2 separate regions of the Homo sapiens genome follow, and region 2 is linked to region 1. A link is an interaction called in ENCODE POLR2A ChIA-PET data of the cell type or tissue named here. Cell type or tissue: GM12878. All regions are shown on one strand. Links, peaks and the distances in the headings refer to the core of each region. The heading gives the core; the rest is flanking DNA. Region 1 overlaps LOC105370328 (a long non-coding RNA gene). Region 2 has its middle 81 kb from the start of IPO5.

Evidence for each region. ChIA-PET counts read pairs that join two places held together with the same protein. Peaks named below come from ENCODE experiments on the same cell type or tissue, not always from the same donor. Only the 100,000 strongest peaks of a DNase experiment are listed, where the experiment ranks them.
Region 2: POLR2A ChIA-PET joins it to region 1 with 5 read pairs; 3 of 35 experiments call an interaction of 5 or more read pairs at or near these places.

What each region holds. Positions count from the first base shown.
Region 1 is chr13:98,131,850-98,137,229 of GRCh38, reverse strand. All of the region lies in intron 1 of LOC105370328 (a long non-coding RNA gene), which reads left to right. Among named protein-coding and RNA genes, the nearest start is that of FARP1, 8.6 kb to the left of the region's middle. In GM12878, for the core only: no CTCF peak of the experiment used is centred there; a DNase peak (open chromatin) is centred at 3,129.
Region 2 is chr13:98,032,407-98,037,786 of GRCh38, reverse strand. No RefSeq gene overlaps it. Among named protein-coding and RNA genes, the nearest start is that of IPO5, 81 kb to the right of the region's middle. In GM12878, for the core only: a CTCF peak has its summit at 4,304; no DNase peak of the experiment used is centred there.

The sequences.
Region 1 (5,380 bases), core at 249-5,248:
CCAGGCATATTTGTCAGTCTTACAGGCAAAAACAAAATCTCATTATTTTAAAAATTATTCATTGGCATTTATCCATTAACTGCCCTTCATGTGCTTTGCTCATTTTGCCATTGAGTTATCTTTTTTTGTTAACTCTTAATATGTTTTATATGTTAAGGAAATTAGCCCTTTGCTATCATGTAATGAATATTTTTTACGTTTTTTAATATGGTACTCTTTTTCACAACAAGTTCTTAATTTTTATGTTGTCAGATTTGTCAGTGTTTACTTTTATGCTTTCACATTTTTGTGTCATGCTTGGAAATGTCTTCTCTATGCAAGATGTTTTAAAAAATCATCATGTTTCTATACTTTAATGGTTTTATTTTTATATTTTATCATTGATCTATATCTTATTTTGGCATAAGAAATGACACATGCCTCCAACATCTTTTTTCCAAATGGCTGAGCAGATACGATTTGAAAACCCATCTTACTTTCATCTTCCATACCTGTTTAAAATGCCAACTTTGTCCTACCTTAGGATCCGCTTTTCTATGAATATTCTTTTCTACTTATCTGCCTATCCCTGTGCCAGTTACCAAAATGTTTGTGTTTATGGCTTCATAATGTATTTTACTATCTGATACTGCTTGGACCCCATAATTATTGTTAATTTCAAAAGTTTTCCCAGCTAGTCTTACATGTTTGTTTTTCCACATGAATTTTGGTATCATTTTGTTAAGCTCTGAAAATAATCATATTACAATTTTGATTAGAATTGCTGACATTTTGGGCCAGGCATGGTGGCTCAATTGCTTGAACCCGGGAGGCAGAGGTTGCAGTGAGCCGAGATCACGCCACTACATTGCAGCCTGGATGACAGAGCCAGACTCTGTCTCAAAAAAAAAAAAAGAGTGCTGACATTTTGACCTTCAACTTCAACTTTTTGGACTTGTATTATTATTTCCATTTTACAAAGGAGAAACTGAGACACAGAGAGGCTAAGTAATTTACTCAAGGTCACACACAGTACACAGCCAAGAAAGAGATTCAGACTCAGTCAAGCTTCAGAGGCCACCCTCTTAGCCATGATCCTGTGTTGTGCCTCCATATTCAAAAATCTAGGACAACTGGAGAAAGCATTCAAAATGCACTTTTTTAGGATAGAAAATAGGATAGGATAAAAAGTGAAGACTTCAGGTCATTTATTTTTCACTTCACTTTCAAAAGGAGAACTTCAGAAGGGAAGCAAAAGAAGGTCATAGACTGAAATCATTTTCAGTCTGGCCTACGATCTTGCCCTTTGATTCTCATCTCAGAGAAAGAAATGATACATAAAGGGAAGGTATGTCATTGTTGATGACTACCTGAAGTATTTTTGTTGTCCAGAAATGCATTGAGTACCACACACCCAATAAGAAAGCTAAAATTTGGCTGGGCTCAGTGGCTTACACCTGAAATCCCAGCACTTTGGGAAGCCAAGGTGGGTGGATCACCTGAGGTCAGAAGTTTGAGACCAGCCTGGCCAACATGGTGAAACCCCATCTCTACTAAAAATACAAAAAATTAGCCGGGCGTGGTGGCAGGCGCCTGTAATCCTAGCTACTCGGAAGGCTGAGGCAGGAGAATCACTTGAACCTGGGAGGTGGAGGTTGCAGTGAGCCGAGATCACGCCACTGCACTCCAGCCTGGGCAACAGAGCAAGACTCGATCTCAAAAATAAAATAAAAAGGCTGATTGACAGATATGTGACAAAAGAAGTAGATTAAAATTTTAATAGAATTGTAGTGGTGACTAGAGGGACATTCACTGTAAAATTCAACTTTGTTGTATGTTTGAACGTTTTATAATAAAATGATGAATTCTACTCCTAGGTATATATTCAAGAGAAATGAAAACATGTCCACAAATTCATATGAGCATTATTCAAAGTAGCCAGAAAGCAGAAACAACCTGGAAGTCCATTAAATAATGAATGGACAAACAAAATATGGTGTATCTATTCAATGGAATATTATTTGGCAATAAAAAGAAAGTACTGACGCATGCTACAACATGGATAAACCCTGAAAACATCATAAGTGAAAGAAGCCAGACACAGAAGACCTTATAGTATATAATTCTATTTCTAGAAAAGATCAAGAGTCAGCAAATCTGTAGAGACAGAGTAGATTAGAGATTGCCAGAGGCTGGGGAGTTGGAGGAGAATGGGAAGTGAATGCTAGTGGGTACAAGGATTCTTTTTTGAGTGATGAAAATGTTCTAAAATTGTGGAGTTGATTGTGAAACTCTAAATATACTAAAAGCCACTGAATTTTACACCTTTTTTTTTTTTTGAGATGGAGTCTTGTTTGGTAACCCAGGCTGGAGTGCAGTGGCGTGATCTTGGCTCACTGCAACCTCCACCTCCCAGGTTCAAGTGACTCTTGTGCCTCAGCCTCCCGAGTAGCTGGGATCACAGGTGCACACCACCATGTGCGGCTAATTTTTGTATTTTTAGTAGAGATGGGGCTCACCATGTTGGCCAGGCTGGTCTTGAACTCCTGACCTCAAGTGATCCACCAGCCTCGGCCTCCCAAAGTGCTGGTATTAGTGTGAGCCACCATGCCAAGCTGGATTGTACACTTAAAATGGGTAAATTGTGTGGTGGGTAAATTTTATGGTATGTAAATTATATCTCAATACAGGTGTTAAAAATAAAATGTCAGAAAAAATATTACCTTCAGCCCTATTATCACCTGATTAATTGCTGTATCAACTACAAATTTCTTGCTGTAAATGAAGAAAAAGATCATCATCATAAATTCGAATATATTCTGTATATATTAACACTAATTTCTTAAGGAATTTCTAAATTCAATTCATGGTATTAATCTTTGATTCATCAAACTGGTTCTAACTGGAGGACTCTAATATTCTTTCAAGTGTCTTCTTTTTTTTTTTTTTTTTAACAATTGCTAGTTACAGATAGCTCAGGATAGACTCACATGGTATTTAAGGCTACTAAAGTCAGAGGCTACTAAGGCTACTAAAGTTTAAATGCTTAAACACTGCCCTGCTCGTCACTTTAGATCCCTGGGAAGTCCCAGAGGCAGAAAGAAAGAGACAGAGCATGACAGTGCATGTGAAATGAGGAAGTTATTCTTTAAACAAGCCACTGGTTCTCAAACTTGAGTGCATACTGGAATGGCCTGGGGACCTTTGATAATGCACTGATGCCTAGGTGCTCCTCCCCTTCCAGAGATCTTGATGTCGCTGGTCTGGGGTGCAGCCTGGGCATTAGGATCTTTTAAAGCTCGCTAGGAGATTCTAGCATACGGCCAGATTGAGAATTATTGGCCCAGGACAATCACCCTAGCTCTGGGAGGGCCAGGCTGGAGCAGAGGCTTAGCTCAGAACCTAAATCCAAATGGTGCGGGGATTCACCCTTCTCCGCATGACCCCAAGCTGCACGAAACTCAGGCAAGAGTGAGTGAGCACAGATGGAGAGCGCAAACATGGCGCCTTAACGTCATCCTCATCCTCTAATTCTAAAGATAGAATTCCAATCAAACTCTATTAAAAGATAGTTCATGAAAAGCTTTCCTCTTACCCTGTTCACCTGTTGCTGCTATCTGCCCTACCTCCAAACAGGTCACCTCTTTATCTTTACAGCTGCTTCTTTATCTTTCCAGAAAAAGACATGTTTATCTTTTAGCTTCTTCTTTATCTCTCTAGAGAATTCAAGCCAACCCAGATATATGTTGTTTTTTTAACAGCAAATATAGAATTTCATGCTATTTTTTTCCCAGGAAAATGTCGGAAATAATTTCATATCGATGCTTAAATAATTTCATATCAATTTCTCTCTCTTTTTTTTACATCTACATAGTATTCCATTATATAGGCACACCATAATTTACTTTAAGAATTACTTATTGATGGGCATTTAAATTGTTTCCTAGTTGATATTATATCCAAATGCTTCCATGGATAACCCTGTTCATGTCATTTTGCACAGATACTAATATAACTGCAGGATAAATTCCTACAAGCAGAATCCCAGGGTCAAAATGTTGTACATTTGTAATTTGATAAACATCACAAAATTGTCCTCCATGGGGTGATTGCGATTGATACTTATACCAGCAACATGAGATTCTTCTTCGCTCCCGGTATCCCACCCCCAACCACCTCACCAGAGTAGGCTGTCACACTTCTAAGTTGTTTGCCAGTCTGATAGGTTAAAAAATGATGTCTCAGCTGGGCTCTGTGGTTCACACCTGTAATCCCAGCACTTTGGGAGGCAGAGGCAGGCGGATCTTGAGGTCAGGAGATCAAGACCTTCCTAGGCGGGGTGTGGTAAGATCAGCCTGGCTAAGATGGTGAAACCCCGGCTCTACTAAAAGTACAAAAAAATTAGCCAGGCGTGGTGGTGGGTGCCTGTAGTCCCAGCTACTCAGGAGGCTGAGGCAGAAAATTGCTTAAACCCGGGAGGTGGAAGATGCAGTGAGCTGAGATCACACCACTGCACTCCAGCTTTGGCGACAGAGCAAAACTCCGTCTCAAAAAAAAAAAAAAAAAAAAAAACCGTCCTGGCCAACATGGTGAAACCTAGTCTCTCGTCTCTACTAAAAAAACAAAACTTAGCCAGGCATGGCAGTGCACACCTGTAATCACAGCTACTTGGGAGGCTGAGGCAGGAGAATCACTTTAACCCGGGAGGCAGAGGCTGCAGTGAGCCAAGATCACGCCACTGCACTCCAGCCTGGGTGACAGAGCAAGACTCCGTCTCAAAAAAAAAAGATGTCTTAGTATACTGGAGTTTGCTTTTCTCTCCCATTTGTGAACTTGTGCGTTTTCCCATGTTTAAGACCCTTTTGTAGTTCCTCTTCTATCAATGTTCATTTGTAGCCCACAGGTGAACTGTGCTCCACAATATTCAGCTGTGGCCCAATGTTCTGTTTTGGCCCACTAGCTGCATAGATGATATAAGCACGCCCCGCAAGTTAGCAATTTTTCTGAGGAAGAATAAGGAGGTGGGTGAACAGGTGGACAGACCAAGAGGTGAAAGCCCTTCTTCATCCTTGACAAAAGGGACTCAGGCTGTTCACTCGCCCCAAGAGGTGATACACCATATCTTAGTCATTCTGCTAATACTAATTGAATGCCTATGATATGTAAAACATGTCTAATAGATGAAAGAATGAAAGCACCAGGATATACATTTCAAAATTACATTATAATAGAAGTCTTTCTACCAACATTCCTATGTACTTCTTTTTTATGGATATTGATGTGCAATTGCGCCATCATTGGTAGTAATTAAACTGTCATTTCATACTTTTTGCATTTTCCTTGCATTAAGCTTCTCCAAACTGCTAATTTTCTTTTTTCTTCTTCTTTTTTTTTTTTTTTT
Region 2 (5,380 bases), core at 181-5,180, 99 kb after region 1:
CACGTGGTCCCACTGCCAGGCCTCTGCCTGTGCACTTCCTTCCACCTGGAGCACCCTCCCCACCTGCCTTAGTCTGTTCTGGCTGCTGTATCAAAACTGCTATAGGCTGGGTGTGGTGCCTCACACCTGCAATCCCAGCACTTTGGGACGCCAAGGCGGGCAGATCACTTGAGGTCAGAAGTTCGAGACCAGCCTGGGCAACACGGTGAAACCTCGTCTCTACTAAAATACAAAAATTAGCCGAGCCGGGCATGGTGGTGGGTGCCTGTAATCCCAGCTACTTGGGAGGCTGAGGTGGGAGAATCGCTTGAACATGCAAGGCAGAAGTTGCAGTGAGCTGACATGCGCCACTGCACTCCAGCCTGGGCGACAGACAGAGCAAAGCTCAAAAACAAAAAACAAACAAACAAAACACACACACACACACACACACACACACACACACACACACACAAAACCCCAAAAACTACCACAGATTGGGTGACTTATCAACAACAGAAATTTAGTTCTCATAGTTCTGGACGCTGAGAGGTCCAAAGGTCCAAAACCAAGGCACCAGTGGACTCAGTGTTTGGAGAGGGGCTGCTTCCTGCTTCATAGAGCTGTCTTCTTGCTGGCAGGTGGGTGAAGGAGCTCCCTTACAAGCTCTCTTTTATAAGGGCACGAATCGCATCTATGAGGGCTCTGTCCTTGTGACCTAATCACCTCCCGAAGGCCCCACCTCCAATACCATCACGTTTGAGATTAGGTTTCAACATGAATTTTGGGGAGAAATAAACAGCCTATAGCACAACCTCAGGCCTAGATGTAGGCCTTTTTTTTTGAGACAGAGCCTCACTCTGTCGCCCAGGCTAGAGTGCAGTGGCACAATCTCGGCTCACTGCAACCTCCACCTCCTGGGTTCAAGTGATTCTCCTGCCTCAGCCTCCTAAGTCGCTGGGATTACAGGCATGTGCCACCATGCCCAGCTAATTTTTGTACTTTTAGTAGAGATGGGGTCTTGCTATGTTGCCCAGGCTGGTCTTGAACTCCTGGCCTCAAACGATCCACCCCCCTCGGCCTCCTAAAGTGCTGGGATGACAGGTGTGAGCCACTGTGCCCGGCCACAGCTAGGTTTTCAGATGGAACTTGAGTTCTACCAATCTGATGCCTTCACACTGGGTCTGAACTGAGAGTGGAAGCGAGTGGGGTGAGAGGCAGCAGCAGGTCAGGTCCATACTTTGTGGGGGCAGAACCTGAATGCAGAACAAGTCTGGAGAGAGCAGCCTGGCCTCAGCTCCCTGTTGTCTGCACACAGCCGAAGCAGTGTCACTCCGGAGTCCACGGTTGGGTGGTAACTCCCTGTTTTTCTCACCTTCTACTATGGCACAGGTAGCAACCCCTGCAGTGGGGTTGTTCTGTGGTGGTGTTCTAGAAGTGGCTGAGCAGGGACCAGACTGCAGCCTTGGATACAACTACACTTACAATTTGGAAATCACGGAGGGAAGCACATCCTAGTGCTCACCTACATCAGTCCACCAGCTACTGTGAGCAGAACCAATCCCGGGGCCCTTTGAGACGGAATCTCGGCCAGGTGCGGTGGCTCATACCTACAATCCCAGCACTTTGGGAGGCCGAGGCAGGCAGATCACAAGGTCAAGAGATCGAGACCATCCTGGCCAACATGGTGAAACCCCATCTCTACTAAAAATACAAAAAATTAGCGGGGTGTGGTGGTGTGCACCTGTAGTCCCAGCTACTCAGGAGGCTGAGGCAGGAGAATCACTTGAATTTGGGAGGCGGAGGTTGCAGTGAGCTGAGATCGCGCCACTGCACACCAGCCTGGTTACAGAGCGAGACTCCATCTCAAAAGAAACACAGTCTCCCTGATATCTGGGCTGGCTCCATGTGGCAAAGGCTGGTTGAGCTTCCAGTGGGAAAGTGCTCTTGCGTGGGCTTGGGCCAGTCAGAGACGAGACCCACATGACTAGGTCCCAAACCTTCTCATCAAAAGCCTGCTTCGCCAGTCCCCAGTTCCGAATCTAGGACCTGCCTTTTTCAGGGTGATGGAAATGAAAATGCTCACTCCACACAGGGGAAATTTCCGTGCTTACCTTTGAAGTCTTGAAGTCATGGGGCTGCCCTTTTGCTCTAAAGAAAACCACCACACGGCCACATATTTTGGCACACACAAGTTTTTTTTTCTTTCCCCCAGAGACAGAGTCTTGCTCTGTTGCCCAGGCTAAAGTGCAATAGCACAATCATAGCTCACTGCAGCCTTGAACTCCTGGGTTCAAGCAACCTTCTCGCCTCAGCCTCTCAAGTAGTTGAGGTAACAGGTGCGCACCCCCATGTCTGCCTTTGGTTATACAGAGAAATCAATAAATTGAGCATTCTTTTTGCCCACTTTGAGTGGGAGAGCTAAATGCATTAAAATGGATAGTAATGGCAAAAGACATAATTGAGCAAGTCCAGAGTTATGTCAAAATGACGGGTTTCATCATGCATAAAGGCTATCATTCTCTCCATGGGCATGTGCCACATTTATAACAATATAAAAAGTATTCACCATATGGAACATGCATTCTTCTTCAGAAATGTGTTAAGTACATAGAGCTAGCTTAACCTGTATTTTAGGGTAACAGTTCTTTTTTTCATATTTTCTAATATTTATCCTCAATGTTTCCCTTAATCCTACTATGTTATTATTTGTGGTCCTAAAACTCTCAAGGTTTCTCCAAATTCTTACTCATTTGCTTACCATATTGTAGCAGGCCATAATTCTAGTGGGAATATGTGGAATCTGGAATCTCAATATTGCCTTAAGTTTGGGTGCCGTGGCTCATGCCGATAATTCTAGCACTTTGGGGGCTGAGGTGGGAGCATTGCTTGAGGCCAGGAGTTTGAGACCAATCTGGGCAACACGGCGAGATTCCATCTCTACAAAAAATGAAAAAATTATCTGGGTGTGTCGCTACATGCCTGTAATCCTAGCTGCTGGGAGGCTGAGGTGGAAGGATGGCTTGAACCCAGGAGTTTGAGGCTACAGTGAGCTATGATTGCACCACTCCAGACTTGGGTGACAGAGTGAGATCCTATCTCTTAAAAAAAAAAAGTATGGGTGTGGTGGCTCACGGCCACAATCCCAGCACTTTGGGAGGCCAAAGTAGGTAGATCACTTGAGTCCAGGAGTTCGAGACCAGCCCAGGTAACATAGTGAGAAACGCTGTCTCTACAGAAAGCATAAAAAATGAGCAGGGCGTGGTGGTGCACCTGTAGTCTGAGCTATCTGGGAGGCTGAGGTGGGAAGATTACCTGGGCCTGGGAGGTCGAGGCTGCAGTGAGCTGTGTTCACGCTACTGCACTCCAGCCTGGGTGATAGAGTGAGACCCTGTCTCAAAAGAAAAAAGAAAAAGGCACTTAAAAAATAACACTAGATAATCAAATAGCTATTAATTATTTGTCACGTTAATGACTGCATTTATTTGGCACTGAATGTATAGAAAGGTTTCTAAAGTATCTCCCAATTAAAAATACTTTCAGGCCAGGTGTGGTGGCTCATGCCTATAATTCCAGCACTTTGGGAGGCTGAGGCGGGTGTATTGCTTGAGCCCAGGAGTTCAAGATTAGCCTGAGCAACATACTGAGACCCCTGTCTCTACAAAAAACAAAAAAAAATTAGCCGGGGGATGTGGCCATGCCTGTAGTCTCAGCTACTCGGGAAGCTGAGGTGGGGGAACCGTTTGAGCCCGGGCTTATAGACATTGCAGTGAGCGGAGGTCGTGCCACCACACTCCAGCCTGGGTGACAGTGAGACCCTGTTTCAAAAAACAACAACAAAAATTTCAAAATAACTTTAATTAAATAATAGCTCAGACCTCAAGCCTTACCAATTTTATGTTGTTAGTGAGATTATTTTCCCCAACAAGGGAGGGGGATCAGAAGAGACAGTACAAACGCACTAATGATTAACCCAGGACGGGCTTCGTGGGAGACACACTAATAATTAACCCAGGATGGCTCTGTTAGAGAATCATTTGTACCTTTCTTGCCCCTAGGGTTCTATTGTTCATGATGAGCTTCATTCTCACCTGTCTGCCCTCTGAATTCAGTTGAGCATGGAAGGATGAAGGCAGGGCCCTGACCAGCAGCTGAAACGGCAGCCGCGCCGTACACCTGGAGAGAAGTCCTCAGCTTTGACGCATTTCTCATCTAATTGGTATATTCTTTAGAAATGCTTCCACATAAGCATTTTTCCCTCAGATGGTGAAGCTCCAGAAGCCGTCGTTCTCTAACTTTTTAAAGCAGTGAGTGATGCTCCTCTGCTGCCCCCTCAAGGTTCTCAGTTTTCTCCAGAGAGAGGCTTATTTATTTATTTATTTATTTATTTGTTTAGTTTTGAGACGGAGTCTTGCTCTGCTGCCCAGGCTGGAATGCAGTGGCGCCATCTCAGCTCACTGCAACCTCCAATTCCCAGGGTTCAACCAATTCACCAGCTTCAGCCTCCTGAGTAGCTGGGATTACAGGTGCCTGGCACCACATCCAGCTAATTTTTGTATTTTCAGTGGAGACGGGGTTTCACCATGTTGGCCAGGCTGGTCTCAAACTCCTGGGCTCAAGTGATCTGCCTGCCTCAGCCTCCCAAAGTGCTGGGATTACAGGCGTGAACCACTGCGCCTGGCCAGAGAGACACATTTTTATTTTTATTTATTTTTTTTGAGACGGAGTCTCGCTCTATCGCCCAGGCTGGAGTGCAGTGGCGCCATCTCGGCTCACTGCAAACTCTGTCTCCCGGGTTCACGCCATTTTCCTGCCTCAGCCTCCTGAGTAGCTGGGACTACAGGCGCCCGCCACCACGCCTGGCTAATTTTTTTTTTATTTTTAGTAGAGACGGGGTTTCACCATGTTAGCCAGGATGGTCTTGATCTCCTGACCTTGTGATCCGCCCGTCTCAGCCTCCCGAAGTGTTGGGAATACAGGCGTGAGCCACCGCGCCCGGCTGAGACACATTTTTAAATAACCAAAAAGGCCATTCAAAATACAATATGAAAACCACACATAAGCTGCTCAGAATACAAACTATTGATAGTCTGAATTATGAAAAAAACCCAGTAATAAGACTTTCCATATACTGATTTTGTGGGGTGGCAATTGTCTTTCCTGTAGCATAATTCAGGGATGATGAATCCTTAAAATATATAATAAAAAACACATTTTGCATTTTCAGATAAAAGAGCAAAACTTTTAAAATATAATGTTCTTAGGTTTTAAGATAATCACAGTATAAATCAGTCACCACAAATTCCATTTATTATTTTACTGTGTACACTATCAACCTTTCTGTTACATTTTTGTTCTGAGATAAAATAACTTAGTAGACACCGTAGATGCTAATTTTTAG